3 separate regions of the Homo sapiens genome follow, and all the other regions are linked to region 1. Evidence: chromatin loops called from intact Hi-C (ENCODE). Cell type or tissue: Caco-2. All regions are shown on one strand.

The links. Peaks named below come from ENCODE experiments on the same cell type or tissue, not always from the same donor. Only the 100,000 strongest peaks of a DNase experiment are listed, where the experiment ranks them.
Region 2: it touches region 1 in a loop (8-fold over the local background); 2 of 110 quality-filtered maps call a loop at or near these places.
Region 3: it touches region 1 in a loop (15-fold over the local background); 7 of 110 quality-filtered maps call a loop at or near these places.

Annotation. Positions count from the first base shown.
Region 1 is chr2:193,583,341-193,585,840 of GRCh38, forward strand. No RefSeq gene overlaps it. Among named protein-coding and RNA genes, the nearest start is that of LINC01821, 760 kb to the right of the region's middle. RefSeq lists a silencer at 1,400-1,529. In Caco-2, CTCF peaks have their summits at 859 and 1,467 (motif pointing left); DNase peaks (open chromatin) are centred at 841 and 1,481.
Region 2 is chr2:193,427,527-193,430,026 of GRCh38, forward strand. No RefSeq gene overlaps it. Among named protein-coding and RNA genes, the nearest start is that of PCGEM1, 680 kb to the left of the region's middle. In Caco-2, no CTCF peak of the experiment used is centred here; a DNase peak (open chromatin) is centred at 1,115.
Region 3 is chr2:192,748,742-192,751,241 of GRCh38, forward strand. PCGEM1 (PCGEM1 prostate-specific transcript) reads left to right here and starts at 1,104. Exons shown (of 4, transcript NR_152587.1): 1 at 1,104-1,287; 2 at 2,048-2,131. In Caco-2, a CTCF peak has its summit at 1,052 (motif pointing right); no DNase peak of the experiment used is centred here.

The DNA.
Region 1 (2,500 bases):
ATGTGGGACTGAAGGAAGGATGCCATTTTCAATTCAGGCTCATGACAAAGTCAGTCAGTGTTTGACAACCCAGCTGTAGTGGCCACCGTAGATATTTTAATCTCTGCCCAGAAATTGGAGTGCTTGTTCTGTAGTGGGGGAAGAGCCCCCCACAGCCAGAACTGAGTGGCTGTTGCAGTGCACCCCCAGAGTAAGTGCTAAAATTGTGCTATCTCCTGTCATTGGACTGGAGTGGGAGGACAGTTGCTGAAGCCATGGTTTATCTTGGGCAGGGTGATTTGTGGCCAGGAGAAACAGCTTTGTGGCATAGGGACCATCTGCATATGTCATTACTGGATGCCCCAGCCTGTTATCCTAGTTAGTCAGAAGACTGTTCACCACCAATACTGAGGAGTGGGAGGGAGGTGGATCCCATTTGTGCTCACTTAGATGGGAGCGTGAGCCACATCTTTATTCCCTTGCAAATAACTTAATCTAGTGTCACCCCCGCTGCTCGATGCCTGGGCACATTTCCAGGCATTCAGAGCACTTGCTTCCCTGAAATAGGGGCCTGAGCTGCCCTTCCCTTCCCCTGCAAAGACCTAGTTGTAGCAGCAGTTCCTCTGCTCTGCAGCAGCTACTCTACTTCTTGCCGGGTGACATATTTCCAGGCAACTGGCATACCTGCTCACCTGGATTAGGTGACTGAATTGCCCTTTCCTTCCTGCGAAGAGATCTTAGTGCAGTGGCACCCTGTCTGCTCTATGCCCCGGCATAATTCCAACCATTCAGTCCACTATCTTGACTGGATTAGAAGCCTGTGTCATCCCTCTCTCCAGGTCGGAAATCTTGGTACAGTGGCGCCCTCTTCCATCCACACTCAGGCATAATTCCAGGCATTCAGCACAGCTGCTTGCTTGGATTAGAATCTGAGCCTCTCCTCCCTTTCTGTGCATAGATTTTGGTGCTGCAGTACCATCTCTGCTCCACACCCAGGCGTACTTCCAAGCATTTAATGTACTCACTTGCCTGGAGGAAAAGCCTGGGCTGACTCTCCCTTTTCATGTGGAGATCTGGATACATTGGAACCCCCTCTGCTCCATGCCCAGACATATATCCGGGCATTTGGAACACTCACTCTTCTAGATTATGAATTCAGGCTGCCCCTCCCTTCCTGGAGAGCCAACTTGGGACAGTGGAGTTATCTCCACTCTACACCTTGGCACTTGTCTGGGCACTTGGCAGCTGCCCATCAGATACCCACCCCTTGGAGCTGGTGTTTGCACCTGCCATTGGGTGACATGTAGGCGAGCCTGCTTGGCATAGCCCCATTCAGCTTGGTTCCCCACTCCAGGGCTAAGCTGGGAACTGAGACTACTATCCATTTCACAGGACACACCATTGGCTGAGGCAACAGTGAGCTTCTCAAGGTTAACAAAGATCATGCATAGGGAGATGTGTGTTGACTGCAGCCAGATCCAACCCATATTGCCACCTACTGGTGTAGACATCAAGCTGCACAACCAAACAAAAAATCTGACACCAGTGCACAGCACTAGGGAATGAGATAAGCTTCCTGAGACCTCCCCATTCTGACTCCACAGGAGGCAGTGAGCACACTCACATGTCCAGCAAATTGCTACTACAACTAGCATTTAAGAAAGTCACCATACAAAAGATATCTATAACCAAGAAACTTACATAGTCTTTGCCACTAAAGCACCTGGAACCAAAGCCAAAGAACTCTACACAATGCATATTATAGCCACACCCTCAAGGGGGAAAATCTTACTCAAATGAAAGCAAATCCAAAAATGAGAAGAGGAGATAGCTAATCAGATAAGAAGGAACCAGAGAGATAATCCTGGAAGAATGAAAACACAGAGTGTTAAAACACTAACTGCCCAGCAATGGATCCTAATTAAAATGAAATCTTTGAAATACCAAATAAAGAATTCAAAATGTTTATTTTAAAGAAATTTAATGAGACCCAAAAGAAAATTGAAAGCCAATACAAATAAATCATAAAACAATTCAGAATATGAAAGAAGAGACATATATGGTTTTATAAAACTTCTGAAAAAAAGATGTGTTGACAGAATTACAAAATATAGCTGTAAGCTTTAACAATAGGCTAGTATAAGCAAAATAAAAGATTTTAGAACTAGATGGCAGGTCTTTCAAATTAACCTATTTGAACAAAAATTCAAAAGAGATTTTAAAAAAAGCTTTTGATAAATATTGGATTATGTAAAGCCTTCAAAACTATAAGTAGTAACTATTCCAGAGATAACAGAAAAATTGTAAAATAAAACATATGGAAAATATATTCTAGGGAATAATTGAGAAAAACTTTTCTGGTCTTGTTAAAGTTCTAGACATCCAGATACAATATATTTAAAGAATTCTTGGGAGATACATTGCAAGAAGGAACTCATCAAGGAATATAGTCGTCAGACTATACAAAGTCAACAAGATAGAAAAAAATTCTAAAATGGGCAAGAGAGAAACATCTAATCAC
Region 2 (2,500 bases), 160 kb before region 1:
AGCCTAAAAGATTAGCATGTTCCTTGCTGTGGGAAGTTTTACTTCACCTGAATTCCAGAGAGTATAAAAGGATTCACCTGAAGAATCAGGCCTATCAGATACTAAATTATGTCATCAGAGAGTCAAGATCATGATCAGGCCAGTTGAAAATCCAGGATTACCTCTTCTTGGGTTTGTGGCCAATCAGAGTGGCCCAAGTATTCAATGGCCTGATTGGTGCAAAGAATGATGGACTAAAATATGTTTATGAGAGAGTCTTTGTGACTAAATGAATAAAAAAAACTCAGGAATGCAGAAAGACTGACACCATAATATTAGCTATATCTTTACAAATTGATGGTGTTACATAAATAATTTATCCTCTCAAAAACGCTGATTTTATCATAAAAAGTGTTCATTTATCACATCATAGTACTTAATGTTTGGACAAAATCATATGAATACATACTATTAGTCATAGACAATTTATTAGTAAAGATTTAATTATTGTATTTCTTTTAAGTGCTAAAATATCACCCAATAGATTTTATTCACCTCTTCACTTTCCTTTTATTCAAATATATCTATTAATAAAGATGCTTCTATGTATTCTAAGTATTTATTTTCTTGGCATAACCAAACCTTTTTCAACCTGAAAATATATTTAATATGTAATTGAAATGAAGAAAACAGAAACTCATAAGATAATGTGCATCTATCTTGTTAGAAAAAGCTGACAGTTTTTGGAATAAAATGGTGTTTTAGTGAAAGTGAACATTTATATTGGTGTCAACTGCAGAAGTATTTCAAATAAAATTAATAAAGAAACAAGTATTTGGTGTCGGTTCATTTTAACCCTGTTTGATCTTAACAGGAAATGATAGCTATTAAAATGACGTTAGGTCACAGAATACACTGAAAGTAGAGATCAATGGAGAGCAAACAATGCTACATTTTTAGATCAAGGTTCTAACACTAGGGAATGTCCCAAGATGCATTTCATTTTCAAATAAATTCCTTCTACTTGGAGCCAAAGGTCAGCAAGCTAGCATTAGTTAAAGAGATTTCAGCTGCATCAAAGTTAAATAACAACCAAAAGTCACCCACAGCAGAGCCTCTCTAATCCATAGATGTGTCCCCAAGGGCGGCAGGCCAAAGTAGAAAACAGAGATTTGTTCAAGGTGCCAACAATAATTGCTGTGATCAGCAGGTATCTTGGGCTGAGAGCTCAGGATAAGAAGCTTTTTTTTGTTTGCCTCACAGAAGAAAAAAATCTATTTAAGCACACTTACTTGTTGAACTAAATACATGTAGTTGGAACTGATTAATCTCTATAACACAACACAGCCAATTATAATAATGTTTAGAAATATGACATTTTATAGTAAACATAGGAAACTTTATATTCCTTTAAAATATCTGATCAACCTAATGCATAGAATACCTTTTAGGTTTTTTTTTAAGTGAAGTCTTTCTGTGAAAAGCTTTTTCATCCTGTTGAAAATATCAATATTACAAGCCAGAGTTGTTTCTTTCAGATAAATAAATATTGATTTTCCTCCTCTATTTTTTACCAATGACAGGCAACTGCCTTCATTGCTCTGAATATTTTATTGTTTTAGAATTGACAAATTCCATTAGCATTGAATTTTTATTGTTTCATTGTTCCCACTTTTAAAAAAGGCATTTGTGTTATTTTATGTGTGTGTGGTAGATAAGACAGAAAAGTGAGACTGAAATTAATGTAGCACTCACTCCCTATACCATAGTTTCCTTGTCGAATATGATTTATCTAAGTTTGACCTATCACTGACTTTGCAAGAATTTATTAAAAACTGAGCTGTTTCCAATTTCATTCTTTTTAGCAAATTAGACAACAAAGTTATGTACATTAATGCAACAATTAATTGTAACCAAGAGCTGCTCAAAATATCTCATGTGAATGAATTTAAACATATGTCACTTAATTCCTAGCAATTGTTCTGTGGTGCTCTGTGTAGGCAAGTGTTGTGACTGTACTTAATGTTAACCACCATTGGACAAATTAGCAAACACAGCCTGATATGTGCATGCACATTGACTTGATATACTGGGCTTTATTTTCTCATTATCTTTGCATTCAAATCTGACTTATTATACCAGAATAAGTATTAAGACAATATTGATCTAATTCACCAAATTTCAATTCATTTGTATGTCAGATGGATGATTTTAGAAATTCAACCAACAGCAAAGTGACATAAAGAAATTACCCAAATGCAGAAAAAAAATCAACACATTGTTATAAAAGTACTTTTTAAATCTTGAGTTCAAAAAATTCTAAAAGAAAGACATAAAAAGAATTGATAAACATATTATACATTTACCTTGTTGTTTGTTGTTAACCTTCTCTAAACATTACTTTATGAACATGCCTCAAAATTCCTCCAATAAAAATGTGTTTCCAAAGACTCGTTTGAAATATTTTAATAGTTAATAATGCTTGGACAATTTTTAAGGCTTCATACTAGATTTCACTCAA
Region 3 (2,500 bases), 830 kb before region 1:
TCCTTTGTCTATAGATACTCTGCTATTTCTGTTTTTGCTGTTACAAAAATAATGCTGTTTTAAATTTCATTTTGTATACTTTTTTGAGGCATGTGTATGAGTTATTCTAAGGTAAAAAAATAAGAAAAAATTGCTGGGTTATAAGATTGTCACATGCTCGAATTTACAAGATAATGCCAAATCATTTTTCAAAGTAATTATACCTATTTATACTACCGGTATGAGTATATTGGTGCCCACATAGTTGCTTGTTCTGCCAAAGTTTGGTATGATCGAACAATAATTTTTGCCCATCAAATGGCATAAAATAAAATCTCAGTGTGCTTTTAATTTGCATTTTCTATGTTTAAGAATTGTTTCTTTTTTAACCATTTATAATTTACTTTTGCTGAAATGCTTGCTTATTATTTTTGCTCCCCATTTTTTCCTATTGGATTGCTTTTCTCATTAATTTATAAGAATTTTATATGGTTTAGATACTAATTATTATATTACTGAAAATACCTTTATCAGTTTGTTGTGTACTTTCTACTTTATGTCTTGTGATGGATAAAAGTTTTAAATTGTATTGTGTTGAAGTTAACATTTTTAAATTTTATAATCAGCATCTTTAATAATCTCTTTATAAAATTTTCCTTTACATAGATGTCATAAAGATACATCTCTATAATTTCTTATTTTTTTGGCATATGTTCATTAAGTCATTTTATCATTTTTTAGTAATAAATTGCAGTTATTTATGAAACAAATAATTTTTAAAATTATATATGCTTTCTTTAAAAATTGATCTTAGCATGCTTCACTATGAAGCTTGAGGCTTCACTGCACGTTGTACTGAAATTATGTATAAAACAGTGGTTCTGAAAATCTCTGAGTTCATGACACCTTTAGTGTCTCAGGTTTTTTTGCTTTTGTTCTTGTTTTTTCTCACAAAGCACCTAAGTTAAATAAAAACAAAGCACAAAGCTATCAGCTTCATGTATTAAGTAGTAAGCTCCCATGTTAACAGTTGTAACTTGCCTGGTGCCCAATAGATGTCACTCTGTTTTCCTAGAAACTTTAAAATATCCCTCAGTGCTCCTGTTAATTCATGGTAGTGCCCCAAGGCACTCTGGCACCCAGTTTTGGAACTGCAGTTTTAAAAGTCATAAATTGAATGAAAATGATAGCAAAGGTGGAGGTTTTTAAAGAGCTATTTATAGGTCCCTGGACAGCATCTTTTTTCAATTAGGCAGCAACCTTTTTGCCCTATGCCGTAACCTGTGTCTGCAACTTCCTCTAATTGGGGTGAGTAAGAGATTTTGTTATGTATATAATAGCTAAGAATATAGTAATAATGGCTTAAATCATGGTTATTTTTAAACTACTAACATTTAGAAGACAAAATAAAAATGCTTTGAAAAGTATAGAGGTTTTAGTGTAATTAGCAGGGAATAATGAAATGATTTGATAGGGCTACTCAGTTTTGTATAACTTTGGTGCTTTAAGTCTGAATGCAGAGCATGGATGTTGTGATCCAGCCTTTATATGTTTTCCCTGAAGAAGATTTAATTTATTTGGCCTTTTGAGAAACACATTTGGCATTGTAATATGTTTTGCTTCCAGGTTCTATCTCCAAGGATAATTTGACAAAATCACACATAAATTTATTTTCAGGGCACACAGTTTCCCTTTTAGGGAACTCACAGAGGTAGAGAGTAATACAATAATCACATTTGAATATTCAGTAAGTGAGGTCCTCATAGATCTTATGTGTATGTCACCATGTATATAATTTTGTTAATCACTAGATGTATGAGACAAGAAATTTGAGGAACCTTAACTAGAGATTAAAATAGGGATTTAAATCAAAGAAACATTTAAATGCCTCCTTTATTATTTAAATACCTGCATGGTGAATCATTGAAAAAAAAATAAAAAGCATACAACTTGGGAATATTCTAAACCAAGAAGAATTTGTTATTCTGGTTGATTTTTTTTTTTCAGGCTCCCACAGGCAACTTACCTTTATCTCTTTGTGATTTTTATTTCTTGTTAAAATATACAGAAATAGTTAAGCAGATTCATAGAGCTGAATGATAAAATTGTACTACGAGATGCACTGGGACTCAACGTGACCTTATCAAGTGAGGTGAGCCATTCATTAATTCAGATAATGGAACTTATTATCATAATCTTTTGCTTATGCTATTGTTGAGCTTAACTACTTATTCATATTTGCATATGCATATTGAGATAATATCATTTCATTAATTTCAGTACTGAACACTAATCTCCTAAGAGTAATTGTGAAAGTTTCAGATTGCACTATTTTTAACTATATATCTGTATGTTATCTTCATATATGCTTGAATAACTTATAAGCAATTGAAACTTTCAATTACAGTATACTATTGAAGCAAATCAACTAATATATACACATATCCATTAGCAATAGTAGATAATTTTTGTAAATGTCCAGCACAGTTCTTCATATGTAGAGGATGTTCAAATTGGCTAA